2 separate regions of the Homo sapiens genome follow, and region 2 is linked to region 1. A link is an interaction called in ENCODE POLR2A ChIA-PET data of the cell type or tissue named here. Cell type or tissue: MCF 10A. All regions are shown on one strand. Each heading gives the region's core, and the rest is flanking DNA. Links, peaks and the distances in the headings are about the cores only. Region 1 has its middle 540 kb from the start of CDH11. Region 2 has its middle 260 kb from the start of CDH11.

What was found. ChIA-PET counts read pairs that join two places held together with the same protein. Peaks named below come from ENCODE experiments on the same cell type or tissue, not always from the same donor. Only the 100,000 strongest peaks of a DNase experiment are listed, where the experiment ranks them.
Region 2: POLR2A ChIA-PET joins it to region 1 with 5 read pairs; 2 of 35 experiments call an interaction of 5 or more read pairs at or near these places.

Annotation. Positions count from the first base shown.
Region 1 is chr16:64,569,323-64,585,261 of GRCh38, forward strand. No RefSeq gene overlaps it. Among named protein-coding and RNA genes, the nearest start is that of CDH11, 540 kb to the right of the region's middle. In MCF 10A, for the core only: no CTCF peak of the experiment used is centred there; no DNase peak of the experiment used is centred there.
Region 2 is chr16:64,856,360-64,872,298 of GRCh38, forward strand. No RefSeq gene overlaps it. Among named protein-coding and RNA genes, the nearest start is that of CDH11, 260 kb to the right of the region's middle. In MCF 10A, for the core only: no CTCF peak of the experiment used is centred there; a DNase peak (open chromatin) is centred at 8,052.

The sequences.
Region 1 (15,939 bases), core at 6,347-8,846:
CCATGAGGCTTTCTAAGGGTAGTCAGCTTACTACAATTCCAGATGAAAACTATTCACACATGCATTCACTTATCCAATCAACATTGTTTGGGCCTTTCCACGTTGCAATCACGTTTCTAGACACTGAGACACAGCAAGTGGTGTGCTGGTAAGTGTTTAACAAACAGTTCTCCAGGAAAAACATATTTGTAGCTTTTGTTGATGCTTGTAGCTTAATACCACCTAAAATGACTGATTTTAATCTACTGGTGTGATGTCAGCCAGCACACAAAATTCCCAAAAGTTTAACAGTTCGCTCTCATGAGCTCATACAAGCCAGCTCCAGCACATGATTGACCCAGTGAGAACAAATCAGACAGGGTGATTCTCTTTGGAATGAACAGCCTGATAGTGAAAAAAATAAGAACATTTCTGAATAAGGAGGTAAGAAAATACCAGGTAGTAATAATTTATACAAGGTAGAAGGCATTGGAATGGTGACGATGAGAAGACATTCTCAGAACTGAAGACACTGAAAATTAATTTGGAAAAAGTGAACTTTTCTTGTTCTGAAAATAAATTATTGTAGTGTACTTCCAGAAAGCAATAATAGCTACTTGAGAGGTCCTATGACCCACTATAGTGTTCACAAAAAAAAAAAAAAGAAAGAAAAGACAAGACAGCCCCATCTGGTTGGATGAGGATTTCGCCCTTTTGCTCCAAGGGTACTTAATAGTTTCATTCTGGCTCTGTAGTTACTGATGTGTTTCTTCTTCTCTACTTCATAGTTCGTAAGTTCCTTGAAGGCATAGCTTAGTTGTGATTCAAGTGAGTTTACTCTTTTTCCTGATAGAACATTTGACAGACATCTCCTGGATAATGAAATGCAGATTTTTTCACATTTAGTACACGTATCACTAGGACTTGAGACTGTTTTTGGTGGTATCTAAACAGACATTGTTTTAAACAAAATTGTATCAGTGAAACTTTTGTCTTTTTTTCCTTTTAATTTGCCACTAACTAGCCCACAAAAAATCTTAATATGCTTGTAATAGTAACTTTTTAACCATTTTGATATTCCCTTATTTTATATAATACGAAGGAAGAATAAATTTTAGGCTCACATCTCTAAACAAGTAATCTAACTTGAGTTTAACAATAATGTTTTGCTTTTGTGGAATTTATGGTTTTATAGTTATGTTTCTGCTTAAGTCAATTTTGACCTTGCATACTAATTATAATGCTGACTTAATTTGATTTTAATGAAATATAAATACACTTATGAACCCATATAAAGAAAAAAATAAGTAAAAGATAGTTTACATCAATGTACAAAAATCATGAAGTTGGTGGGTGAATAAGTCAGGTTCAGAAAACTCTACAGATGACTAGATCATTTCTTCACAGGGTATTGGGTGCAACGCAAGTATACAATTTGAAAACGTCTTTGGTATTCACTTGTGAAGAGATCCATGCATTGGCTGCTACATTCAAGCTCTTTAATTTACACAAAAAGAAGACATGCTAAATAATTGAAGCGATTTGACCAAAGTAGCATGAGGAATTGAGTTCCAGCAGCATCATTCAAAATAGCAAGTCTGGCTTCCAGATCCAGAGCTCTTCTCTTCCCAACACATTGAGTTTACCTTCAAAAATGCCTTCTCCTTTTTCCTTTACTTCCCTTTATCCTAAAAATTGACTTAGCCAAACTAAGTTACTCTGGATCAGCAAATTATGTTTTGAACTGAACTGGAGAAAATTGGTTTGATGAAATGCCCATTGTAATTTATTTTCTATTTGTTGATGGAGAGAATTGTTAACCATTGTTGAGTATTGATTTCCGATAGCTGTTCACCCTGGAACCCATTACCTAGAGTTGGCTGTGTGAGAAGCAGCTGAATGGCAAGTCAGAGTATGTTTTTAGAAGTGGCTGGTCTTGTGGTTCAAACTGGATCCCATATTTTATATGGCTCTGTGCTTTCTTTGATGACTGTACATTGTCAATCATGTGATCCCTCTTTTTCCTGAGATTTAGCTATTCTTGTGCATGACAACTTATCAAAAGGGGAGCACACAAGGCTCTAAAGGTGAAATGTTTACTCCACATAGCCTATATTTTAGTCATACCATCACAAATACACTGTCCAAATGGGGTGGAAATCTGCCCATCTGATTCAGAGAAAGAGAGACAGAGAGAAAGAGAGAGACTTAAGATTGTTAATTCTCTTGTCCTTCATAATAAACTCAGTGGACAAAATCTCAGCTCAGAGCTCAGAGCTTTAATTTCAGTCCTTCTACACCTCAAATTTCAGATGCTGCCTATTTATTTTCCTGCCATTGTGCTTCAGTCTTTTTCACATCTACAGTGGATAGAGTAATACTTTCTATAAGTAATATATTGGAGATTTTAAGTTGCAAAATTGTATGGCAAATATGCAAATAACTTAAACCTGAAAAAATCACAAAGTAGACAATTTTTAGCTAAATGTCACCATAAGGAACCAACATTTCAACCAGAAGTAGACATAATAAAATAATTCTATAGCCAGATTGTACTTTCTCTTAGTACCTTAACACTATGTACTACTGGTAATGGCAGTGATGGTAGCAGAAGTAGAATTAGCAGTACTATAGATGAATGAACACAGCATCTAACATTTGTTTGTCATTACCATCAGTTATTATTAAGTATTACTAATTGATAATCCTGGCCCTGCCACATAGTAGCAGAGTCACTTTGTGTAATTTACATAATCTCTTTAAGCCTTAATTATTCATCTATAAAATGGGCATAATAATAGTACTGGCTGCATGAATGTGACTTGAGTATTGCATTAGTTAATAAATATATAAATAGAACAGTTCCGTCACATAGGAAGTTTCCAATAAATGGTAGCTTACCAATTAATAGGCTGAAGCAATATCTCTACTAATGAATTTTTGATGCATATTATTTTATTTCCTTATCTAACTGTTAAAAATCATAGTGACTATGTTAAAACAAAAACAAAAAAACCTTGGATTTAAACTCAAATGTGTCTGAGTGCAAGGCCTGAGGGCTAAATCTTGAGCTCTTCTGGTTTATGGGCTGCAAGTTATTCTCCTTGGCTCTAAGTCTATAAGACCAAGGAAGAATGATTGAAAGCAAGAGTGATGGTGCTCCACTGAACTTTATATGTGACATAATTAGTGATCTTGGGACACCTTATTTGAAAGCTGTGGGCCAATATTATAAGGAAAGACATATCTATGTTGACTACTCTGTAATTGAATGCTTCTAAAGTTGACCCATCGTTAATTTAAAGATCTGCTTGACAAAAAGAGAGCTCTGAGACAAGTCATACCATTTACAATAAGCATCATGCCAGAGGGCATAGTTCTGCATGAATTCCCTCAATGATTGGTCTGTAGTCCTCATTGTGCTTCCCATCCTCTTGCCGTATTAGGTCTTATTTTTATAGTTCTATAGTATGCTGTATTCTCCCATGGGTGCTAAAAAAACATGATTTCTATTGTTGGCATTGTAAGCTATAATCGTGTAATTGGAAACAGCTGTGCACACAAGAAATATAATTCAAAGCAGTTTAATTAATACGTCTTCATTGACAAATTCCACTCATAATACTGATAATATTGTATGATTCTATAATCAAAAAAGGGAGTTTCTGAATCCCGGCCATTTCCACATTATTTGGTCAAATTTTACTTTTATGAAGAAAACTGAAAAATATATATTGAGTATAATTTTATCTGATCTTCCAACTCTTTTCCTGACTTCTCGTTGCAATTCCCTTCTCTCCTCAAAACCAGAGGCTAACAAAATTATGCTTCAAAATTTGTCTTCATGGTGCAGTGGATGTTGTTGCATGCCCACCCATCCCCATTTCAAATCTGAGGTGCTCATTCCCCCATCTTCTGTATTGGTGCCACTCCTAAAATTGAGCTCAGCTGAAGACAATTGCCTTATCCAAGGCCATGGCCCCTTTTGATGGGCAGCCTGTACCCAATGACTGGTCAATTGTAAGGAAGTATAAAGGCTGTCTTTGCTTGTCTTCATGTGGTCCCACTCGGAAGGGTCATGCCAGTAGTGGGAAAGGCTGCAACCCTTGTTGCAACTGTATCACAGATCAATTCTCCCTCTTGCCAATCCAGCTTCCTTCACTCCCCTCTTGGCTCACTGCAAGCTCCCCTGCCCGGGTTCATGCCATTCCCCGGCCTCAGCCTCCAAGTAGCTGGGACTACAGGTGCCCTCCACTACGCCCAGCTAATTTTTTGTGTGTATTTTTGGTAAAGATGGGATTTCACCATGTTAGCCAGGACAGTCTCGATCTCCTGACCTTGTGATCCGCCCACCTCGGCCTCCCAAAGTGCTGGGATTACAGGCTTGAGCCACTGCTCCCGGCCACAGCATTTGTTTTTTGAGGAACTCAACCCAAGATAGGTTTTAGACTAATTTTTACTTTATATTATTGTCCTTGCCTTAGCTTTTTGACGCCTTTCTGTTTCTTTGCATCTCTGATGCTGACCCATTCTCTATTTACTGTTTGCTTTTTGACTCTACCTTTTAAAATCTGCCTTTGGTTCTCATGATTTCTTGTGGACTCAACATAGTAAATATTGTTTACAAAGGTCTTATTCTAAATCCAACCTATAAGTTTGTATCAAACCTGGACAGTGATTTACTTTAATGAATCAACTTCTTTCTACTAACATTTAAAACATACACATACATACATCATATCACACCCACTCCCACACAGTATATACACACCACAACATACATACATACACACACACACACACACACACACACATACACACACAGTGTCCTATGTGGTTGAGTATTGCAGCATGATTTATTAAAAAGAAATCTTGTCTGGAAATTTGAATAAATTAATTTTAGAAGATGGCATTTTAATTTTTAGAAAATAAATGACAAAACACATTATTTTTTATTAGGTGCATACTATATTCTAGATAACTGTCTCATACATATTAATTAATTTACTCTTTATCCCTAGCCCCTCAAATATATATCATTATTTTTTCCTATTTTACACATAAAAATATTGAGAAAGCTATCTTAAGTTGCCATATTTCACCAGAAGAAAAAGGCTATTCAGTATATTTTGACCTGTTTTTTTTAATGAGATGATTTAAACATGGTAGCAACAGATTTTTGTAAGTCATTTGTCTCAAAATGCTGTTAAACTATTTTAAATTCTATAAAAAAACATGATTAGCATACACTTTGCTGTAAAAAGTTCACATTATTGAAAACATATGCTTCTGAATGAACATTTGTCAAGTAAGCCTTTATGTTTTCGATCTTTTACAATGCAAAATATTTTTAATGGATGACAGTATATCTGCATCATAAACTTTGTCATTAGCTAATACTACAGTTCAAATTCAATTATAATTTCCAATCAACTATCTGAAGTTAAAATGCTTATTCAAATACCAGGGAGATTACTATTCTGCAATCCTTGACAACAGTAGTACTCCAATTTAATACTCTCACTTAAAGGAAAATTTATTTTGTTTAAACAATAACATAGAATTTTTGTATATCTGACTTTTTTATTTTAATGCAAACAGTTACATTAATTGTTACATCCCAAGTCTTAATACAGTACTATGAACATATTGGCTTTAGGTTGGATTTATACAGAAGTTGAGAAAATTTAATAAAAAATTTGTTATGTTTTAAGAGTCAGGGAAAAAGAAACATTAATGGAAATCAGAATTTCTCTTGTCAATATTCTAACCTTAGCAGTTTTCTTTTCATTTCAAGAAAATTCTATTCACCCCCAGAGATAACATTTTCTTCTGTAGTACCATAAGTGGCACTGATTTGGATAGTATGATCGACATTTCATCTATTCCCTGACAAGAGTGGCAGAGTCACATCTCAAGTGCCTTTTGATGGTGACAAAATTAGCTAATATCATTGCATTCTGTTTTACTTCAATGCTTTTAAAGATGTTTCCAATCTACACTTTGATGATGCATAGCCAAGGCAGTCACACACTGAATTTCTAGGTGAGGCTCTGATTTCACATATGCTTGCTTTTTGTTCTGGTATTCGTGAGACCACCGGTTTCAGTATTTGATGGAGTCAACTCCAGCAGTTATGCACACTTTATACCTAACTGAAATTCTGAAATGGAATTAGAAAGGAAATAAAGTGAAGGAAAAGGGTTTTTTTTAGAAATAAAAATGAGAAATTAACTAAGAATTAAAGTTATTGATGTTCTTATGGGGTGATCCAATGGTAAAAAAAATTATGGTCATGGGCTTGTAGATGAAATAATCCAGCCCTCATCATTATTAGAGGTAGGGAGTAATTTAGAAGGCTCAGGTATATTTCATAATTCCAAAGGTGTATATACTAAACAGCATGTGATAAAGCCTGAGTTCCACAGACTAAAGTGTGTGAAGATGTCCTTACCCAAAGTCATTAAGGAGCTGTAAGATGAATATGATGCTGTTGCCCAACCATGGACATATAGGCTAAGGGGAGTGTTGAATCAGAATACAAGTGGTACTTCTAATATCAAATAGATAAAACTACACTATTATGCATAGTGCCTGAAACAAATATTTTCCATGATTTAAGATAAATTTGAATGGAGTTATCTCTAGATAGTATTTCTACCTTTGTAACATGTATTAGTCTTGAGAACATCAAACTTAACAATCGAGACCAGATGGGTCAAAGGTAGATACTTACAGAGCCATTCACATTTTTTCTATCCTACATATTGTAGTATGTTATGGGTTGAATTGTGCCTTTTCAATACTTATTTCATGAAATCCTAACCTCTAGTACTTTAGAAAGTTACTTTATTTGGAAATAGGAAGTTTACAGAAGTAACAACATTTAAATGAGGTCATTAGGATGTACTCTAATCCAACATGACTGTTATCCTTATAAAAATGAGACATTTGAAAACAGAGACACAAATATAGGTACAAAAAGATGACCGTGTGAGCCTGAAGGTGGCCATCTACCAGTTAAGGATAGAGGCCTGGAACAGATCCTTCCTTTGCAGCCCTCTGAAGGAGCCAGCCCTGCTCAAACCTACATTTCAGACATTTTAGCCCCCAGACCTGTGAGATACTTGTTCAATCTATACAGTTCGCGTTCTTGTGGCATGGCAGCCCTAGCAAACTAATACACATGTTGGTACCAAAAAGTACAGTGCTGCTGCAACAAATACATAAATGTGCAGAAGTGACTTTAGGGCAGGATAATTGACAGAGGTTGAAAGAGTTTTGGCATATCACACATAAAAAGCCTAGGCTGACTTCAATAAACTATTGATAGAAATATGGATATTAAAGGGATGGTGATGAGGGCTCAGAAATAATGAAGTCAGAGCAGCTGAGCTCCATTAACGTGAGGAGCCAGGAAAACACGCAGGAACTAATTAGCCTTGCCCTGTTACTTTTCAGAACCACGCTCCCAATTCTTCAGTACGGGACATTACAGGGCAAGGTCCAACACAGTGTTTCCTCTCCCAGCTACCTCATGGGTGGAGTGGGGGATGGGAAGTGAAGGGGAGTAGTTCTTTGAGGGGTAATTTATAATGGCAGTTTCTTAGTGCTTAAAGCTCTTTATCATAAAGGGCATCTCTTACAAACCCATTAAGTACTTGGGACTTTCTTGATCCAGTATTTTTTGGTTTTCCTTATAAATATTACCTCGCGAAACAGATGAAACTCCTTAAGGAAAATGAATGCATACTCAAAAACAAGACATTTAGAACAATAACCATTTTAAAAGCAAATAAACATTCTGAATTAAATATTTCGTCAATATAAAAATAGTAGAGCGTATGGATAAAAATATTCAACTATGTTAAATTAAAAATTTTAGATGTTAGTAATATGAGGCAAGGACAGAAAAACATTAAAAGATAAATCTTACATGTAAAAATGTAATATCATAGATCAAAATATTAAAAACATATGTTGAATTGAGGGAATATCTTCTGAGAAATGTCTCAGAAAAAGGCGAGGCCAAAATATGTGTTAATTTTTCTTTTTTTGAGATGGAGTCTAGCTCTGTCACCCAAGCTGGAGTACAGTGGTGAGATCTCAGCTCACTGCGACCTCTGCCTACAGGGTTCAAGTGATTCTCCTATCTCAGCCTCCCAAGTAGCTGAAATTATAGGCATGTGCCACCAGGCATGGCTATTTTTTTTTTTTTTTTTTTGTATTTTTAGTAGAGACAGGGTTTCACCATATTGGCTAGGCTGACCTTAAACTCCTGACCTCAAGTGATACACCTGTCTCAGCCTCCTAAAGTGCTGGGATGACAGGCATAAGCCACTGAGCCCAGCCAAAATGTATTAATTTGAGAGAATATCTTCCGCAAAATCTCTCCAAAAGAAAATGTGAAGAATATATTAAAAGAAAACTTAGAGCTACAGAAACAGAAATATAAACTTTCTCATCCAAAGAATGTGATTCACAGAAAAAAAAGCATGGAGGAAAATTAAAATGAAGAAAAAGAAACATTTAAATAAATAATTGAATTACATTTTTAGAGTACTAATACTTAAGAAATAAAAGGCAACTCCGATTGAAATGTCTTGTCAAAAACCAAGGAAGTGATAAGGAAAATGCCCACACGTAGACATACTTCAGCGTGAAATTCAAGAATATTAAAAAAAATTATGCACATGTTAAAATTTTTTATAGAGAAAAATATCACATGCAAAACAGTAAGATTAAGGCTAAAATAATTTATAACAATATTGAACACAATAAATCAACAGATAATTATTTTCAACAAATTAAAGGAAAAGAAGGAATGTGTTAAGCCACATGGTCTTGCAATTGAAGTCATGTTAAAAATATTTACAGCCAGATAAAGCCTCAGAAGTCTTGTCACATGAAGACTGTGTATTAGTTCATTCTTGCACTGCTATAAAGAAATACCTAAGACTGGGTAATTTATAAAGAAAAAAAGTTTTAATTGGCTGATAGTTCTGCAGGCTGTTATAGGAAGTATAGCTGAGGAGGCCTCAGGGAACTTTCAATCATGATGGAAGGCCAAGGGGAAGCGACACATCTTACATGGCTAGAGAAAAAGGAAAAAAGAGTTGGGGGGAGGTGCTACACACTTTTACAAACCCGACCTCATAACTCACTATCAGGAAAACAGCACCAAAGGGGATATCCACACCTGTGATCAATCACCTCCCACCAAGCCCCTCTCCCAATACTGGGGATTACAATTTGACATGAGATTAGGGCAGAGAGACCCAAATTCAAATATCAGATTGCAACTGTCAAAAATATTTTATAAAATACTAAATTAAGATAACACAGAAATTTAAAAAATGCTGCCAGAGATATATGAACTGAAGATGCTCAAATAACTGAATAAAGTTTATAAACCAACACACATGGGGGAAACTGTATCTTTAATAAATAGACTAGAAAATAAATTAGTAATTTTTTTTGTAGGAAGAGTCAGATGATAAATATTTAAGTTTTAACAAGCATATAGACTATATACAACTTTTATTCATCTATTAAAATAAACAGTTTTTAAAAACAACTATAGTGTCTTTGTTGAAACTACTCAACCTCTGCCACAGTAACAAGAAAGTAATCATAGACAATTTTTAAATAAATTATCATAGCTATTTTGATAAGCCTTTACAAAAACTTACAGCAGTCCAGGGTTGACACAGGCTATTGGTTTCCTAATTTCTGGTCTCAAAGATGTCATCACAATGAGAGTTGAGAATGTGAGTATAACATGAAATCTTACATTGTTATAAAATTATTTTCTTATTAGTAGAGAGTGTGAATATCCATTTACATGTGATAAAATTAAGTAAGAAAAAATTTTACATATTGAAGTAATAAGTTTGTTTCAAATTATTAATAATTGAATATAAATGGACTAAGGAATGTACAATGAGTATAAATGGACTAAACTCAGAAGTTAAAAGAGAAAGATATTAGGAAAAAATATTGATATACAATATATATTAAATAAATAAATAAGAAAAACAGGGAAATCATAGCAAAGAATACTTGTAACTTTATTAATATCATATAAAATGAACTTCAGACAAATGTACAATATGTAAATATCATAATGTAACAAATATTCTGAACAATGCAATCAATAAGTTTAATAATATGAACATAGTAGTGCTTTCAATTTCTCAAGTTCTCATGTTTCCTTGAAATATTAACCAAAAAAAAAATGGTAACTTTCCCCCCAATTATCTATCACTGGATATTAAATCACTCAACTTCAAAGGTTAAAAGAACAATACTTTTATTATTATTATCTCTCATGATGCTATAGTTGGTACCTAGGGCTGGAACCATATAAAGGCTTACTCTTTAGCATTTGTGGCACTTGCATTGGGAAAATTCAACAACTGTAAGCCGGAACAATAATGACTCTATAAGCATCTCTATCTCCATGTAATCTTGCCATGTTGTATTTCTATCATGGAGGCTCAGAATAGCTGGACTCCTTTCCTGATAGCTCAAGTTCCAAAGGTTTGTGTCCACAGAGACAAACAGAGGCAGTCAGAAGTTGTATTGATGATTATGACGTAATCTTGAAAGTCACAAAGACTATGCCCTTTATGTTCTATTCTCCAAGGTAGTCACAAAGGCCTGCCAAGGTACACTTACAAGTGAAGTGTCAAAGAATTTATAAGCATGTTTTAAAAGCACTATAATGTTCTAGGTCACAAAATTTTAGTACATTTCATTGAATGGATAAACAAACTGATCTTGGAGCATGAATAATTAATATTTGAATAATTCATATATTCACAATATTAACATATTAGAAAAAATAACAATAATTTATTTTCAAATGATATAGAGAAAAAGTGCCTGATAAAATTAATTTATTATTAGTAGGGGAGGAGTGGCAGACAAAGCAAACCGCTTGGTAAAGGAAGAATTGAGCTTCCTTAATCTGATAAAGAAATAAAAAAAGAAATATGAAGATTAAGTGTAATCTCAAACAAAAAAGTATTAGGAATATTGCCTATAAAATTGGAAATGAGTCAGGGTGCCAGTATAATACTTGTATTTACCATTTATCAGTAGTTAAAGTAAAAAAAACTAGATGTTTGAGGTTGGGAAAAAAAACATGAAACTTTTAGTACAGGGGTTATTAAGAAATTATTTTTAGGCAGCCAGAAAGGGTGAAAGTACTCTGTGGAAATTTCCTTTAATAAAAAGCAGCCCCCAAACCATTTCTTCTCTAACAAAAAGCAGCCTGAAGTGTCAGGTATAGATATGCAGACTAGAAGCTTTTATATGTGAATGGCAGTAGCTGTACCTGGAAGCCAGGTACCATCAATGTGGCATCTCCCGCCTTCTTTTCCTTGTCACCACGTGTACAGGTGTCATGACACCCTCCAGGTAAAACCACATGTACTGGCATCATGGCAACCAGCCAGGTTGAAGCCATATTTGCATAATAAAAGACAAGGGTTCGAGAGCCAGTCTTTTCACGGGCTATGTAAATGGCGCACCTGGTCAAACCAATCTCCTGGGCCCTATGTAAATCAATTACCTCCTCCTCAAGCCTCTGTACAAAACCGATTGCATTCTGCTGCAAACCGGAGACCCTCTTTTGGGCAACCCACTGTCTCAGCATGAGGAAGCTTTTTCTGTATATATTCTTCTTTCTTTTTTTAAACTTTCTGCTCCTAAACCCACTCTTCATGTATGTCCGTGTCCTGAATTCTTTCTCAACTGAGACCAAGAACCACGATATCTACCCCAGACAACAACAGCCATTTCACTATAATTATTTACAGAAGATATGATTATTTATGTAGGGACTACAAGAGATATTCAGAGTAATTGTAAAAAGTAATAGGAAACGTGGATAGGGTAGGTGGGCATCATATTAACATACTGAAAGTGGTTGAATTTCTATCAAAGAGCCAGAAATGATTACAAAATACAACTATAAGACAGAATTTATGACAGTACCAGGGGGTATCAAATGGAAAATAAATATAGCAAAAAGGTATAATACCTCTATAGATGAATGTATAACATTGTATTAGGAGATGTTTCAAAAGACCTGAATAATTGAGAAAATAATACTATGTACATGGACAGGAAGTTTATAGCATAAAGGTCTCTATTTTACAGAATTAATCCCACAAATTCAGTGACATTTCAATTAAAATACAATATGGCTTTATGATGTTACTTGACTCTGAAGTGTAAATGGAGAAGTAAAATTACAATAATAGCAAGATGTTTCTAAAGAGGGTAAGGGATTGATCAGCATCAAGTAAATCTTTGCTACACCTTGGTAAGAATTTGGAGTACTGTATTTTGTAATTATTTTGCAATGAGTATGCATTTTGGGCTCACTTTGGGGTTGCAAGGAGTTATCTGATCTTTCTAGTTATTTTGTAAATGAGGCAAGAATAGAGAGAAAGTAACCAAAGACTCCAGCAATTACAGAGGCAATGGTGAGAACTGGTCAAATCTGACATAAAATTTTCAAGTGGGTTTACTGATGTTTTGGATATGAGATGTGAATAAAACAGAGGAAACAATCATATATTGTCAGTTTGGGTCCTGAGCAACTGGGTGAGTAATGATGTCATTTTTTGAAACAGAGAATGTTGGGAGAGGGCTGGAATTTGGAAAAGGATGAACCCTTCTCTTTGGCCATATTGAGATTTCTAGTAGATAAGAAACAAGAAACCAGGCAATTAGATATATGAACCTGGAACTTAGGGGAGAAGTAGGGGATAGGGTTTACATTTGAGAGTCACCGGGGTCCTGTTTATCAACCAGCTGTGCTAGTGCTGTACAGGCAGAAGGTGAGGTTCTAGCTCCTCTCTCTAGAACTGACCACCACCCCATCAAGTGCATGTATCTGTCAGGGCTTGCCTCTAGAGAACCCGAGAGAATAAAAAGGTATTAAATATCCAGATTATTAAAAATACAACCCTTTAGCCTAACAAACAACATTGTCTAATTTCTAGTGGGTTTGAATTAGAATTCTGCCATGAGGAAATGTCCATCCATAAAGTTTTGATATTTTGTTCTTTTGGTTACTTCCAAAACTTCCCTTAAAAATTGAGTCCTTATCCAACTTTATCTCTTTTGAAGAATGATGATCCGAAAAGCACAGGTTCGTTCTCAATTTAATTTACAATTTTGTTAGACTTAACACAGTTTTAAGTGGGATGATTTGTGCTCTCAATTAGCTGTGTCTAAAATATTCTTCTGCCACCAAAATGATTCCTAGAATATTTACGTTTAATATACTTTTTAATAGGTTCCAAATCACAGAATAGTAAATGTGTAAACTTCTTGGAAAATAAATAACATCACTAAAATGGAATATGTATACACTTTAATTGCATTATCTAATTTCTTTTAAATATGTTTTGGAAGAGAATGATGTTTAACCTAAAATTATACAGTGGTGCCTGCATCCCTGTATATAACAGGTTGTGTCTCAAATTTATCTTAAGAATATAGAAAAGCTGTTTAAAAAACAAACAAACAACAACAACTACAACAAAAACCTGTGAGGATTCTTTATAGTGCATAGTAATCCTGATACAGATATTTTTTAAATCTATATTTCTCACAGATTTTCTGCAGTTATGTTTACAAAGTATCACTAGTTCTATGCCCTTGGATAGATTTCATTTCTCAGCAGATCAGATTTCCACATACATAAATTTGGAAATGACAGTGTCTGCTTTTTTCAATTCTGTGTTAGTCATATAGGAGGGCTTGAGAATGGTGAGAAGAGCTGGGCGTGTTGGCTCATGCCTGTAATTCCAGCACTTTGGGAAGCCTAGGTGGGTGGATTGCTTGAGTCCAGGAGTTCGAGAGCAGCCTGGGCAAAGTGGCGAAACCCTGTCTCTACAAAAAAAAAAAAAAAAAAAAAAAAAAAATTAGCGAGGTGTGGTGGTGAATGCCTGTGGTCCCAACTCTTTAGGAGGCTGAGGTGGGAGAAATCACCTGAGCCCGGGAGGCAGAGGCTGCAGTGAGTCGCTATCTCACCACTGCATTCCATCCTGGGTGACAGTGTGAGACCCTATCTCACACACACACACACACACACACACACACACACACACACACACAAAGGAAGAGAGAGAGTGGTGAGAAGAGAAACTAGAAACTTATTCTCCCCAATACACACAGTGTTTAATATTGCATTAAGAGTATTTCTTAATAAATAATTCAGAAATTTATAGAAAGTGGGAGGCCTCCTAGCATAGGGATCACATCCAGCATACCTAATGTTGGCTTCCTTGATTCCTAATTGCTGAACAAGAGGGCTCCCAATGACCCTGATAATGGGACATCTTTGTAGTTCATCTTCAATTTCTGTTTTAGCCACAGTCTTTTCTTCACTTGGAACTTTCATCATCACCCAGGAAGCAATTATACAGGAACTTACTCCTCCTGCCTATTAAAACACATTCAGCAGTAGCTAAGCTATGTTTTGTGGAAAGAAGAGCAAGTCACTGTGCAGGTACCCTGGGATGTAGTGCTGCTTTAATACCATTGGTGAGCCAGAAAACTTTAGGCCATGAGGAGTTTGTTTGAAGTGTTTTAGTCCTTAAACAATAAACTTCAGGGAATTTGGCTCAAAGGTTTGAATAAATGCATGTTATGCAGAGTGAATAGTGAGGTACACAAAGGTCAATGTGAAGTGAGACTGTTGAGTCAATTTCCTCATGCTTATAATTATTGCTGGAAATTATTGTTGGGGTTGATAATAATTTGCAACTGACGTTAAGTTCAGTTATTTCTTCCATCTCCAGGTGAATATTCAGGTTTGTTCTTCATGGCACATGTATTTACGACTGGTGAAAAGTACCATTAAAGGTCAATAGATGTATTTGTATCAGTAAGGTAATTCCTGCCTAAGCTTCACATTTACTGTGAACAGGTAAATGGCTGAATAAATAAATGGCTGATTTTAATGCAAATGTAAATGAGTTTACATATATAACTAATTAATATTTTAATTAAACTAAAGGTTTTCCACAGTTTAGCAGTCACAGCTTCAATAAATGAAATCACTTAATTGGTGCGTGTCTATTTTTCTTTTAAATCTGCTTATGAGGACTTTAAAAAATATAAAGTGAAAAGAGATAATCATTTTATTGATTAAGGAGTAGGAAGTGTTTAGGAATTTCACTATATATTCTAAAGGGAGATGCTGGCATTAATGAATTCATTAGTTGTGCATATTTAATTACTCTTATACATCTTATTCAGATTCTAAAATTATTTTTCTGGTTATGATATAAGAAGTGTTTAAGGATTTCAGGATATATCTTAAGAAGTGGCATTGGCATAAATAGAAGCAATATTTTTTAAAATCTTTATTGTTGTTCTAAAATGATGCTAATCTAATGTAAAGTTATGAACAGAAAAAATAGAAAGCAGAAATAAAAACACTACAACTGAATTCCCCAGGGAGAACTCTACATGAATTAGTGCATCGTCCAAAGGTCTTCATTTGTGTCTGTGTCAGTCTGTTTTTTCCTGTCAGTCTGTCTTTTCCTGTCAGTCTGTCAGTATCTGACACTCTGCTGCCTTCCCCTCTTCTGTATCTCACTTTGCATGTCTTATCTACCTAACTGCCTGACCCTGTGTCTTTCTTTCTTGCTTTCGTTCTCTGCCCCTTTCTCTTTCTCCTTTAAATGTATGTTTATGTGTGCAAGTAAAGTTACAATTATATATATTTTAGCAACTTTCATTTTTTATTTAACGATATTGCATAGACCTATGTAAAATATTACTGAAAGTATTTCCACCTTTATCCATGGGAGATTTAAACAGCTGTAGTGGATGTCTGAAACCTCGAACCTTATATATACGGTGCTTCTTCATATATATACATAAGATGTTAAAGTTTAATTTATAAATTACACGTGGGAAGAGATCAAT
Region 2 (15,939 bases), core at 6,579-9,078, 290 kb after region 1:
AACAGTTTTTTTACAAAAGTAAACATACATTTACCATGTAATCAAGCAGTCATGTTTCTAGGTATTTACCCAAATGAGTTGCAAGCTAATAGCCATGCAAAAACCTGTGTAAAAATTTGTATAGTAGCTTTATTTCCAATTGTCAAAATAAAAAAGTAACCAAGATGTCCTACAGTAAGTGAACAAACTGTAGTATAGCCATAAAATGGAATATCACTCAATGATAATAAAAAATGAGCTATCAAGCTACCAAAAGACTTGGAGAAATATTAAATACTATTACTAACTAAAATCAATCTGAAAAGGCTACATGCTGTATAATTTCAACTACATGACATTTGAGAAAAGGCAGAACTTCGGAGACAGTAATAAGATCAGTGCCAGGGCCTTGGGGGTGGAGGAAGGAGGTATGAACAGGTGGAACACAGAGGATTTTTAGGGCAGTGAAATCTATGATACCATGGTGGTAGATACACATCATCCTGTATTTGTCAAAACCCATTGAATATACAACAAAAAGAGTGAACCCCAATGTAAACTACAGATTTAGTTAATAATATTATACAATAATATCGACTCAGCAATTGTAACCAATGCACTATGTCATGCAAGATGTTAATAATAGGGGAAACTGTTGGGGATGGAAGGGACTGAGATGGCATATGGGAATTGTCTGTACTTTCCACTTAATTTTTCTGTAACCCTACTATTGCTCTAAAAAATTAAAGTCTATACATTAGTAAAAATAAACATGAATTGGCTTGGCACAGTGGCTCATGCCTGTAATCCCAGCACTTTGGGAGGCCGAGGAGGGTGGATCACCTGAGGTCGGGAGTTTGAGACCAGCCTGACCAGCATGGAAAAACCCCATCTCTACTAAAAATACAAAATTAGCCGTGCGTGGGGGCACATGCCCGTAATCCCAGCTACTCAGAAGGCTGAGGCAGGAGAATTGCTTGAACCCAGGAGGTGGAGGTTGCGGTAAGCCAAGATTGTGCCATTGCACTCCAACCTGGGCAACAAGAGCAAAACTCTGTCTCAAAAATAATAATAATAATAATAACTAAGATTTTTTTATGAAGTCTCAGGCTTCCTTATAGCATTATCTTAGGCAAAGCCACCCTTCTCATGAAGAGATCCATCCCATGACTGCTGCTGGATTGTGTTGGAGTAGAAGAATGTCTCGAAAGATCTCAAATTGTCAGAGGTCTGAATTGCTTAACACAGTTATGCAAAAATCCCCATGAGTATGGTGACCTCACCAAGGACACTGAGCTTTCTCATTGGTAAGTGGACGTCTGATAAATGTCTCTCTCCAGTGTCCTCCCTCATGCCATGGAATTCCAATAGATCTGTCTGTCATAGAGCCTTTGGCAGCAAAGAAAGGCCATTGACCCAGGCCTGGTCAATCATGTCACTTCATTCCTTCCTTCTGTATGCAACAGAATTGATCTAGGGGCAGACATTGACCCAAGCAAGGCCAATCATAGCTCTTCTATAAGATTTAATACAGAAAGCTGAGAGAAGTGGGAGACAGGGAGAAAAAGGGGAGCAGGAATGAGGGAGAGGAGAAGAAGAGGGAGTTCTCTTCCTGAGATTAAAAAGCTGCAAGAATATTGAAAGCAAGGAGCTACCAACTCCATTTATATTTTTTTTCTACTCATACAGGCATTCTGAATAAACAAAGCTAATAAAAGAGGCAAAGGATGGAGGGGAATAAGAAAGGAAGAAGAGAGGTGTTGGGAACAAAAAAGAAATAAAATGGTTTTATCACACTGAATTTTAAAAATCACGTTAGCCCATAGAGCTCATTTTTGTCTGTTACTGTCTAGATGTGGGTTTCTGTCATCTGCAGTAATTCTAGCAATATAGTGGGTGGTACATATTCCCTGGGTGCATCATTACCCAAACTCTTCCCATGTCTGAGATATCTGCATGGACTGGTGTCTAATTTCATTCCAGCATTCTGCACTCAGAACAGTCACCAACTTCTGTTTCCAGCAAAGTGGAGGAAACCTGCTGAGAAGACAGGTTCAGGAGAAATTTTCAAATTTACAGGTTGAACAAACAAAAGAATGCTGTTACTGCATCAGAAGCAAATCACAGGGATGCTCAGAAAGTCAAAATAGAGAATTCAAATAAAACAATGTAATGAAATTATAGCCTGGCTTAGAAAAGAAGTTAGCCTAGCATTTGGCTGCATATTTTTAAAGGGGCTTTCAAGGGACAGATGTCACTAAATAAAGGGTAATGAGGTAAAGAAGATGCATGGAAGGCAAGCAAAACTAACACAGATCGAAGGCCTGACACTGTTTCCTTTCAAATATACTTTTAAGTTTTATTTTTAAGTTGCTCTGTTTATGGATGTTTTAATCCCTATTTTACATGTGATGGACTGGAGGCTGTGAAAATTTAAATAGCTTCCCTGGCCAATAAGAGTTTCCATCAATAAGATTTGATCTTATTTGTCTGAATTATAGCCAGTGCATTGTTTTTTTTTTTTTTTTTTAGATGGAGTCTCACTCTTGTTGCCCAGGCTGGAGTGCAATGGCATGACCTCTGCTCACCGCAGCCTCCGCCTCCCGGGTTCAAGTGATTCTCCTGCCTCAGCCTCCCGAGTAGCCGGGATTACAGGCATGTGCCACCATGCCCAGATAATTTTGTATTTTTAGTAGAGAAGGGGTTTCTCCATGTTGGTCAGGCTGGTCTCAAACTCCTGACCTCAGCTGATCCTGCTGCCTCGGCCTCCCAAAGTGGTGGGATTATAGGCGTGAGCCACCACACCCAGTCTGCATTCTATACTGTAAAACTGTGGGGTAGTAGGAGATAGTGGGCATCCATTTTCTCTATTAATGGCCTCAATCTCATGAGGTAGACAGAAAGTTCCTGGATATCTTATGTCTTGAACTGTTCCTACCCTTTCTCTCAGTTTGCATCTTCTTTTATAGCCCTGCCTGCAATCAGTAAACATTTCTAAAGATGTTTCCTATGTGTTCAATGTGAGGACACACAAGAAGAAGATACTGAGTGGTCCTCCCTTGAGAAAGGTACAGTGCATTGGAGAAGATGTGGTAAGCAAACAATTGCAGTACAAAATGGCATTTGAAAAAATGGAAGTACATTCAAAGAGCTAGGAAACACAGAGGTAAAAATGACATGCTCTTCCCAGGAATTTGGGATAAAACTTCACAAAACAAATTATAGTTGAGATGGCATGTGAAGGGTTTTGACAGATAGAAAAAAGAAAACCTTTTATGAATTTATAGTGTTAAAAGAATTTCTTTTCTTTCTTTTTTCTTTCTTTCTTTCTTTCTCTTTCTTTCTTTCCTTCCTTTTCTTTTTTTCTTTTTTTGTTAACCTCTCTGTGATGTGAAACTATTGTTTTGTTTGTCCAATATAATGACTGTCTGTTTCTCTCTCTTCTATTTTAATATTAAAATATCTTTAGAAAACCACCCCTCTTCTCTCATTCCATAAATTGTATTTGTGTTTGACCCCAGCCTAGTAAATCAGAGTAGGACATTGATTCATTTAGGGATTTATACATGCCCAAGTTTGACCAACTAAGAATCACACCTATCATTTTTGTATTCATTATTTGTCAGACAGTGAGGACTTTCTCAGGGCTTGCTATCTAGGAGGATATAAGTTTGTAAGGCCCATTGTTCCAATGTGCCAATATACAGGGAGGGTTCACCTAAGAATGAAGTCAATCAGAGAAAACACAAAAGAAAGTTTTGATGACTTTTTAAATATCTGAATCTATCTGTACCAGTAATACATCTATATTCCATAGGTAAACTCACAAATAAAATTCTAACTTGATAGATATGCCTCACTAATATGGTAAGTGCTACTTAAGTAACTTATTTGCATTTTATCTGGGACCTTCTAGAGAGACAGGTTCTCACTCTGTCACCCAGGCTGTAGTGCAGTGGTGCAAGCATGGTTCACTGTAACCTCCAACTCCCAGATTCAAGCAATCCTCCCACTTCAGCCTCCTTAGTAATTGGGACTACAGGCATGCACCACCATGCCCAGATAATTTTTGCATTTTTTGTAGAGAGAGGGTCTCGCCGTGTTTCCCGTGCTGGTCTCAAACTCCTGTGCTTAAGCAATCCGCCCATCTTAGCCTCACAAAATGCTGGGATTACAGGTGTGTGCCACTGAATCTGGCCTAGAGGTACTTCTTATGCATTTTAATGGTAAGATTCTTCAAAAGATAGTAGACATTCAAAAAGTATTGGTTGATCAAATCATCAACCATTTACTGTGGGCCTACTCTGTATGAAATACCCTTAGCCAGAAGCTATAGATAAATAATAGTGAACGCTTCAAGAGGCTCACAATCCAGGGCTGGAGACACACGTAAAGCAATCACTTGTAAGACCACGTAATAAGATAATGCAAAGTGCAGTCATGGTAAAAAGGAAAGAAAAATCATCTTTCTAGATAAGGAGAAAGAAAGATTCCTGGAGGAGAACACATCTCTGCAATAGAAGATGAAACAAGAGGTCAACCAGGTAGGCAAACAGGGTTAATATTTTCCAGAGACAGGATCACCATGTTCTTCAGCCAAGAGACTTAGAAAAAAAAAAAAAAGAAAAAGAAAAAAAGGCCCGGCTCTGTGACTCATGCCTGTAATCCCAGCATTTTGGGAGGCTGAGGCGGGCAGATCACTTGACAAGGTCAGGAGTTCGAGACCAGCCTGGCCAACATGGTGAAACCCCATCTCTACTAAAAAAATGTAAAAATTAGCCAAGCATGGTAATGCATACCTGTAATCCCAGCTACTCAGGAGGTTGAGGCTGGAGAATCACTTTAACCCGGGAGGCGGAGGTTGCAGTGAGCCAAGATCATGTCACTGCATTGCAGCCTGAGTGACAGAGTGAGATTCTGTCTCAAGAAAAAAAAAAAAAAAAAGAGCAAGTTTTTCTGTGCTAGAATAGCAAAATGTCAGCTGGCAAGGTTGGTTTGAAATGCATCTGAGAAGCATGTTGAAGTTAAACGAGAGGGATTTTTTTGTTTGTTTTGAAAAACTCTCACTCTGCCACCCAGGTCTGGAGTGCAGTGGTGGAATCTTGGCTCATTGCAACTTCTGCCTCCCAGGCTCAAGCAATTCTCATGCCTCAGCCTCCCGAGTAGCTGGGATTATAGTGTATGTCGCCATATTCAGCTAATTTTTGTATTTTTAGTTGAGACAGCATTTCGCCATGTAGGCCAGGCTGGTCTCAAACTCCTGACCTCAAGTTATCCACCTGCCTCAGCGTCCCAAAGTGCTGAGATTACAGGCATGAGCCACTGCACCTGGCCCTCAGTGATAGATAAATGTTTATGCTGTGCCGATCAATTTAACTCTGAGAAAAATAGGAAACCAAAAAAAGTTTTTCAAACAAGAACTGAAGTTCTCAGATTTGAATTTGGAAGAGGCATTTGACAGTAAGTAGAGAGGCTTGACAGTGACTGGAGCATAAATAGACTAGACATAGGATATAAACACGAATGTTACTATAACAGACCAAGAGAGAGATGACAAGACAGACATAGGGCACTTGTAATTAGGATGAGAAGAAGAAGGAGAAAGAGGCAAGGGAAGGAAGGAGGAGGTGAGAGAGATGACAGAAGGCTACGTGAAAATAGGGGAAGAAATAATTTTACTCTTTAATTCTCTCCACAAATGCAGCTCAACTTGCCAGAGTCAGGTGGCTCTGGGGGAACTTGAACTAGGTGCACCCAAGTGGCAGACATTTTGGTGTAGGGTTTCAGTGGCAGGCATTGTTTTTGAAGTACCTCATGGGAAGAATCACCTAAATCTTGGGGATGCCTTATCCACTTTAAAAGCAAGTCTTTCCTGAAAGTACTGACCAGCGATAGTTTTTAAGCTGAAATAACATACCCATAATCCATTTATGAGTTCAGACTCCACTGAGGTTTTCAAAAGGCTATTATCATTATCTTCACTCAACATGCATTTGTTATGGGCAAAAGGCTGGGCCAGACTGCCCTTCTAAGCACTTTGCAGGCATTAACCTCGTACAGTTCTCACAATAGCCTATGAGACGGCAGTATAACAGTATACATTTATCTCCATTTTATGAATGAGAAAATTCTGGCTTAGGAGAAGTTCACGTTCAGGTAGGTTTTTTGTTTGTTAGTTTTCATGTACTAAATTCACCTTGTATAGACACATTAGTAATTTTGAAGAAAAAAAGGTGCTGAATATGTTTCCACTTCTTTATAGAATATTTGGAACCAGATTATAAGGATTAAATAATATTCAGTCAAATTGATGGATCATCACTTATTTTGGGGGCATTTAAGTCACTTCCACATTTTTTCTGGTATTGTAAACTATGCTATTATAAATACCCTTATTATAAAAGGGTGGATATCTGGTTATCCCCTGCAATGAATTCCTAGATATAGTTATAGTACTATGAACATGTCTTAGTCATAACACCTTTTTCCAAATTTTGAGAAAAGTTCCTAAAAACAATGCGGCAACTCAGTGATATTGTGGACAATCATAATTTTAAAACAAGGTTTGGAGGAAAAGTTACTTGCTTAATGAAGAAAGAGCTGGTAATGCAGTCAGTTACATTTCATACTGATTCAATTGGCCTTTTCTCCTCCTCATCACCAAATCATAATGCTTCCTTAGAAGAGTGAATCCTATTTCAATAAACAGAATTGTCCAGGTCTATAAATCAATGAGAGCTAAACTCTATTTTTTCTTAAATTATGAACCCCTATTTATTTTAAATTATTTTGTGCATTAATACATCTTTAGGTAAGGTAAATCATTTTTAGCAAGAAAATCATACAGCAATGGAAACATTCGCAAAATCTTTTCTCCATAGCATGTTTCTTTCAAAAAGAAGTTATTTTTATTTCTTCATGAATTAATAACTATATACTTAGGATAAGGTTTATTATGGATGTAGGAAATGAAAATATGTCTTTAAAGTGGCTTTCTTCCATTATCATCTCAAGTTTTTTTTATAGTTAATTGGCATTTTTTTCTTCATTGCCAGGATTTTCAGTTTATTCTATAATTATTTGTTCTCAATTCACCTTAAATTCTTTTAATAAGCTTTTTATTTTTGAAATAATTTTAAGTTTATGAAAAAGTTTAAAAGATAGCGTAGACTGTTCCTGTATAGCCATCACCCAGTTCCCATTAATGTTAAATACTTATGTAACCATTTGTTGAAACTATGAAATTAACATCCATGCAATACTACTCACTAAACTATAAATTTTATTTGGATTTCACTAGTTTTTCCACCAATGCCCTTTTTCTGTTCCGGAATCCAATTCAGAGTACTACATTGCAATTAGTCCATTTTGGAGTTTATCTAATTCATTATAATTCAGCCTAGGTGGTTGTTACGTTAACTTGAATTGTGGCTGATGAAGGCTCATACTCAGAAAGAGCAGTTTCTTTTCTTGTCTACGGCTCCATTTTGCATGTCTTATTAGTATTACTTTCGATCCATATTCTCTTTCCATGTATTTATAAAATTCACTTCTTTTTAAATTAGTTAATTTAATCAAACTCACATTATATAATCCATAAATTCACTTAACTGAGCAGCTCTAAACATCAGGACTTCACAGCAAAAGCAGTAGAATGATTGTTAAACTAGTGAGCTAGGGAACTTTCGCCTTTTTCGAGGATGCATCAAAGATTGTTCAAGATCTGCAACTCACTTAAACATGGATAGACTAATGGTGCCAGTTTCAATTAATGACTAAACATCAGAAAAAAAACATATTTTTGGATAAATGGATGTAAATTCCATGTATATCCATGAATATAAATATAGGTTCCAGCATGTCCAGCCCATATCCCCGTAGATTTGCTTGTGTACCCACTGGAAGGAGCTTGACCCGCTAGAAGACTTCCCTATTCCTGCAAGGCTTTCATGATGTTGGAGGGAAGTAGTAGTGCACACTGGGGCTGGACTGTTGTGCTCTCACCCCATAGCTTTTCTTTCTAGTCCTCATCACTCAGGAATGTATCCTTATTAAACCAGGCTCAGAAGCTCAATGTGTCTACTCTGAGTCACTGAAAATGCTCCTGAAATATGACATCTTCAGTGTTAGGGAGAGCAGGACTCTGTTGTTTGGGATTTAAACTTTCAGCAGGATCACAGAGCGTCTGTTATTTCAAGTTGGACTTGATTATTTTTTTTTAAACTGCCAGACTTTCAGACCATACAATACCAGCTTTCTTCAAATGTAACTCTTCCATTCCTTTTATGGTGAAGTTTAATACTGTGAACATATGGAGGGTCTGAACGTCTGCCAAATGTTTTAAAAGACAAGGTTATAAATACCCCAGCAGCGAGCTTTGTTCCTTAATGTATGGCTCTGTTACTCTGAGTCAACGTGGAAGATAAATCAGAACATAGAGCTGGCTTGGGCATTAACTTGATATTTCTGGCAAGAATTCATATAGTATCTCATTTCAGAGAGCAAAAGAGAAGTGGTTGTCTGAGGTAACATTAAGACAGTAAAAAAAATTAGCTTTTATAAAAAGCAAAAAGCAGAATTATAGCTTAACTAAAACATCTTAAATCCAAATACTCAGTCCAATTTTCTTACCATCAAATTTAAGCTTAAAGAGTCATAATCATGTCTGTGGGGTTGGTGATTACAATCTCTGGTCCCTGTACTCTAGATTTGGAATAGATACCTCTCAATTTCCTTGGTAGTACATTTCTCTGTCCCACCCCAGCTTGGTTTTTCTCTATTTCCCAGTACCCTATTCTCAAATGTTCCTCCACCCAAAACTGGGCTTGTCCCTGTTTGACTCAGTTCAGGGCCCACTTCTATCATCTCTCTGACTCTGCTGTTTCTCTGTAAATAGGAATTTGCTGAACTGCCCTCCACTCCCCAGCTTTTGACACAGCTGGTCCCATTTGTCACTGGGCTGACAGCTGAAAGGAACCCTTTCCATTTCTGCAACACAAGATGCACCATGCCTAACACTACTTTGAAAGGCGGCCTCTTGGGTGCATAAATTGCAGCATGGTATAAGAAAAGCCCTTTGCATGAACTTTCCAGGTCACTCGGATAATGTTCAATAATTCATGTCTTTCTCATAGTAAGTGCACTTAGTATCCCAAATGGTTTAATGTAGCTTCCAAAGAGTCCAGGAACTGCCTGGACTTAGCTCATTTTTGTAGCAGGATATGATTAAGGACAGAGAGATAAAAGAGGAATCAAGAGAACTTCACTAAGACTATTTTTTCCATTTCCTGAATGAGAATATTTTTTGTTTTTAGTAATCCATGTAAGCTTCAGCTTCTCTATATCTAAAATGGGAATACTAACAAATCTGACTTGCTTAGAATATTGATATGGGGCCCAAATGATATTAATGTAATGCGTAAGAAAGCATGCAAGACCCTGAAAAATGCCCTTACTATTTGTATTAATGAGCTGGGTTTTGCTGGCAGAACAAAAACCCTCCGATCTCAATGGTTTGCAACCAGAATATTGTCTCTCATTCATGCTACACGTTGTGGTTGCATGCCACTCTGCACCAAATGTCTTCTTCTTCATTCCAGAGTCAAGGCTAACCCTCTACCTGGGATATTATTACCTGATAGTAGAGAGAAAAAGCAATAGTAGAACCTCATGATGGTTCTTGAACCTTCTGCCCAAATGTGGTGCATGTCACTTCTGCTTAGATTTAATAGCCAAAACAATTCATGTTACCAAACCTGACCTCAATTAAAAGTGTACACCCAACAGGACGGAGCCCTATGGAAGAGCCCTATGGAGAGGGACTAGTAGAGAGGACCAGTGAATATCTTCAGCAAGTAATGCAAACATAAATCTCCCTGGAATTTGACCCAGCCAAGTCTCTGGGAGATGTTTCCTGGTTACTAGCTGTATTATTTAAAAACCACAAGAATAAAAACTCTTTAAAATTGTTTCTTTCCTTCCTTATATGAAGTTCTTAAATAGCTGTCATGAAATAGCCTAGAAGGAAGGGATTCATTTGCAATAAAATCGATAGGGACAGAATGGAGGATGAAGAATTTTTTGGGGGGGCGGGGGGGGCAGAAATTAGAGTAAAAGGCAATGAAGAGGGAAAAGGTGAAAAAGAAAGACTAAAACATCATTAATGAGAATTCTGTGACTAGGATTAGTAAAGAAGATGCTGTATTTGATAACACAAGTGTTAATGGCGCATTCTTAGTGAAAACCAGGGTTCACACACTCCATGTGTCAATCACTGTGACATCTTGGATTAGACTCTGGGTCTCAATGAGCCTTGGTTACTTGATTATAAACAAAAATAATTCATGTAAGTGCATCTCATTAGTTTCAGTGAGCTAAAGGACATAAAAGGATAAATCACAAAATGATGACGAAATAACAATTAAAGCAATGTTCTTTTAGGGGGTTGTCTATTTGTTACGTTTTTCTCATGTGAACAGTAATCACGGTAGATTGACCCAAGACCAATCAAACAATCTATGCCCCATCTACCTGGCCATGAACTGCTAAGTAATTTGTCTACTAATTTACTCTACAGTCTCCTACATAAATGACCTAAGAAATTCAGAGTACAGTGAAGATAACAAAAGTATTTGCTAAAGTCATTATCCTACAGCCATATTCATCATTATACACATTTAATTGTGAACAATTTTGAGTAGTACACTATAGTCCTCAATCCTTCCATCTGTAGAGTTGATGAGGCAAGGAAAACTCATAGAAATTTGGTTGCACAACCGGAGGTGGTGGCTCACACCTGTAGGAGGCAGAGGCAGGCAGATCAATGAGGTCAGGAATACAAGACCACCCTGGCCAACATGGCAAAACCCCGCCTCTACTAAAAAATACAAAAATTAGCTGAGTATGGTGGCGGGTGCCTGTAATCCCAGCTATCCAGGAGGCTGAGACAGGAGAATCGCTTGAACCCGAGCGGCCGAGGTTGCAGTGAGCCAAGATCGTGCCACTGCACTCCAGCCTGGACGACAGGGTGAGATTCCACCTCAAAAAAAAAAAGAAAAGAAAAGAAAAAAGAAAAAGAAAAAGAAAATTGGTCGCACAAAGTCCTGAGAACCCATCTCTAGAACACACTCCCCTCTCAGTCAGCCTGAGGACTCTTTCAGGACTGATTTTTGTTCTTTCTGCCTAGAACACTTCTCCCCCGTTGGTTAGCACGACTGGCTCCCTCATAGCCTTCAGTTCTCTATTTAGACGTTACCTTAAATGATGACTTTTGTGAAAATGTTACAGAAAACAATCATCCTGCAGCATGTTTGATTACAGATATAAGATTGCATATATATAAGATTGTGGGTGTATACATATATAAGATTATATACATGTGTATATAGTGTATACACACACACACACACACAAATGTAAACTCCATGAGAATACAGACTTTTTTTGTTGTTCACTGATCTATTTCTTAATAACTAGAATAGCATCTGCCTCAAAGTAGGCACATACAAATATACTTTGAATGAAGCCAACTGTGGTTTCTTTCAAAATTTTTCAGGTTTGTATGGTTCAACTTTTGCTTAAACAATGCCATGGGGGCAGGATGTGGGGGCTCATGTCTGGAATTTCTGCACTTTGGGAGGCCAAGGAAGGCAGATCACGAGGTCAGGAGATTGAGACCATCCTGGCCAACATGGTGAAACTCCATCGGTACTAAAAACACAAAAAATTAGCCAGCTGTGGTGGCGGGCACCTGTAGTCCCAGCTACTCGGGAGGCTGAGGCAGGAGAATTGCCTGAATCCAGGAGGCAGAGGCTGCAGTGAGCCAAGATCATGGCACTGCACTCCAGCCTGGGTGACAGAGCAAGATGCTGTCTCAGAAAAAAAAAAAAAAAAAGCAATGCCATGTAACAAATATCCCCCTAAAAATCTAAGTGACTTATCATGACAAGCATTTACTAATAAATCTGCAGGTAGTTTGTGCTTGGGTGCCAGTCTTCTCCCTGTGTTTCTAATTCCAATACTTAGGCTGCAAAAACAGAATGTGTTTAGTGTGCACTCTTCCCGTGGAAGAAGGCAGATATGAAAGAAGCAAGTCAAAACACAGACACACACAGACACACACAGACACACACACACACAGACGCACACACACACACACACACATTTAAAAATCTCCTCCTCGATGTGGCATATGTTATGCTCAATCACATTCCATTGGCCAAAGCAGATCATATGTCCGAGTCCAACTCTTTTAAGGTAAGAAATGTATGTCTGCCATGGAGAAGGGAAGGAAATAGGCAAATCCTCTTGACTGGGAAGTAGCTGCTGTAAGTCAGAGAGTTTCAAGAACTGAACCCAACACTTGGGTTTTTCTTACGCAAATGAATCCTAATTTTGACAATGTTATCTCTTCATAGCTGAGTGTCTATCACTCAGCAAGTCACTTCACCATTTTTTAATTCTGTGTTTTCATCTATAACATGGTAATGATAGTAGTGAGAATCAATGCATGGGGTGAAGAAATATAATTCAACTCAGTTGCTTAGTACCTGGCACTTATTTTAGCATTTTTTGATAAATCATAATGATGTAGAATCTTAACACTTTTGTCAGTTAAAACCTTTGAAGCCTATATGCATTGAGATTCTTGGATATGACCAACAGAAAGCAAAGTCAAGCCTAAGCAAGAAAGCTAGTTTATTGACTCCTATAACTGGGAAGATTGTAGGTGTATATGCACTCAGCAGATGCAAAGATATCATCCTCATCCTCTTCTCATTCTTTTTTGCCACCCTCTCTCCCCTCTCACATCTTTTCTTCCCTTTTGTTGTTCTCTGTGTCCCTACTTTTAGTTACCTAACAGACTGATTCTTTTCTGCTTCATGTATAGCATCTTCCTATAGCTGGAAAGATGGTTGTTGCCAGCAACAAACCCATATCCTCAAATTTATGACATAGGAGGAAAAAAACAACAACCTTGTATTCCCATATCTGTTCCTAATTTCATGGAAAAACTGCTTGAGTCAGGTATTCACCATTTGTACCCATCTCTGTCAACAGACAAATCATGCAAGACAATGTGCATGCAAGAAAAAGCATACAAGAGTCTCTGAAGAACCACACAGAGTGGGCAGGTGTAGCTCTCAATGGACCAGGACAGACACAAACAGATATTTTCTGAAAGTACTTAGATATATAGTGGTCATAACAACACTGTACTCATTATGCCAATAGGAATTTTTACTAGTGGAGCAATAACTGTCCACCTCTCCTACACTAAACAGTTAATATAAGCCTCCACTCCAAATCCCTAGATATCTCAGGTTTGCATTCCATCACCACAAAGTCAGAAGAAGCCTGATATACATGACCGCTACAGAGGATCCGTTCTTAAGACTAATAGAATATTACTTTGGTCTTTTTCTTTCCCTGTGCTCTGACCACCACGGGAACTGCAGAAACTTAACGATTATAATTTTTTATACACATTAAAAAATTAAAAGCAAAGTAAGCGAGGTTACAGTGCAAGTGTTATGGTGAGGAAGTTATTTTTTAAATGCATCAGTGACTCCTACCCAGTGGGACCTTAATAAATGTTTAATAATGACTATATTTGTTTACTTTCTATAATTGCTTCTGCCATTAAAATGCACTTCTGCTTTCTGGAGGAAAATGACAAGCGATGCCTTGTTGTGAGCATGTAAAGAAGGTTAAGATATGGAAACGGTATGCCACTAAGATGGGTGCAAGGGACATTATTCTGGCCAGAATAAAATAGCTCAGAGATTTTTACTTCTAAATTCCTGGTTTAATCACACATACTTTGTATATGTAGGGATTTCAGGATTTAGGGCCATTTTATTCACGTTGTTCCCAGTTCTGTGGTTTTTTGATAATCAGTAAACAGATCAATTCACCAAGCATTTTCAAAGTGCCTGAGTGAACAAATAAAAATGTCAGATGATGTAGATACTGCAGAGATAAAAATAGTGAGAGTTCCTGATTTGTTGGGAGGGAAAGATTTTTGCAAAATTAAATATAAAGCAGGTTATAAAATGTTTTGATGTGAGTGATTTGCATATGTGTGTATTGGTTTTATAAAGGCTCCCATTCATACAATATACAGAAACCATATTTTTGTAGACTCACGAACAAACATTCATTCAGGTTACTTAATGTCCTATTCCATATTTAATTACTTGCTGAGAACAACAAATTCCAATGCAATGTGTTAAATAATCTATTAAATTCCTCATCTAAAAATATCCAACGTTCTATTGTACTTCTGTGCTAACGTGCACAAACAAGTAACCAGCTTCTTTTTTTTTTTCTTGTTCTTATTTTTTTAACAGCCATGTAACTGACATTCTGAAAAATAACAAGTACTAGAAATTCTAAATGGTCAGAGAGACAAGGAAAAATGAAGAGATCTTTCACACCTTATCAAGTATTAGCTACTACTGCCTATACTTTTTTTTCACTAATCATAGATGTGTGATGTACTATTCTGTTTTATTTATATCATTGCACTCCCCGGAGTAACACACATGTGGTATATATTATTCTCCAGTGTTTCTGGTAATTAAACTTTCTCAGATACTAGAATGTGGAAGACCTGAAACCAGAGCTGGTCTTCCAATCCCTGCATCCCATGTGTTTGAAGTGTTTGAAAAACCCTAAATTGTTCTATATATCTGATCACACCAGCTGTGCATGGAGATATCTGAGGCAAGAATGACAGACAGCAGCTGGCATCAGGAGCCTTATCATGTCATAATGTGAGCATAGGGTAAACAATTGAAGATTTAAGCATTGATGTGGTTCGGTGTGTGTCTTAGAAATATCACCCTGATGTTTAGACCGTGGGCACCATGGCTTAGACAGAGAGGAGGAAGAATAGGAAGGTCAGTAAGGAGGCATTTTTCAAAATCACGGACAAGAATATAGATGGAGAAGGCAGAAGATTAAAAAGTATGAAGGAGGTAAACACTATTGGACTTATTAAACAGCTGAGTACGGGACTTAGGATTCAGGCATAATGGAAAAACAATCATATCAATATACCTTGTTGGTAACAATACCTGTAAGCTCTCCTGCATCATTTTCTTGTCCTATCCCTTGTCAGGAATTCTTAAAGGTAGTTTTATCTGTGAGAAAGCATATTTATGCAGAAATAAGGACAAGCCACTAAAACCAGTGTAGGTGAGAAGCCAGGCTGCCATCATTCTCCTTATTAGCAAAATATGGGACATGCTCATAGGTTTTTAAAATAGGTAGGGAAGTTCCTGCCTTCTTGTTCAAAAAATATTTTATTTTTGGCCTGAATAGATCTGCTAATTCATATTTGGGGGTGTGGAAATTACCTGTATATTATACTTGTAGTAAAAAAACAAAGAACACACCAAAAAAACCTTAATTTTCAGTACTAGTAATGATCTTTATAGCTAAATTTTATGTGGCAGAACTGTTGTGTTACTTTACATAGATTAACCTATTTAATCCTTGCAACACTTCTTGGAGGTAAGTACTATTACTAGCATTATTATGATGGATAAGATCAACTTATTTTACATAAAAAATCTTGCATCAAGAAGCTGCTTGTTAAGGAAAAATTTATCATTGTGAACTTAGACCTAAGGTCTGACTCCAAATTAGTCCACTAACCTTAGGACACAAGAGGACAGAGGGAACACAAAGTGAGGAAAAGTAGGCATGAATTTTGTTTCTGCTTCAAACTTTCAATATTACAGAATTGGAACCTTGGGTTTTTGATATGAGAAATGAAAAAAATTATACAAAATACTTTTTAAAATCTTTTTTTTTTTAAAGGTTCTATGGTTTAATAGAACTATATTTGTTAGAACAGGCCGGTCATTTGTGAAACTCTTTATGTCAGCATCCATTTCACACTATCCTAGTTATGACTCTGTCTCTCTGAGCCAAAATTGAAATAGGACCCTT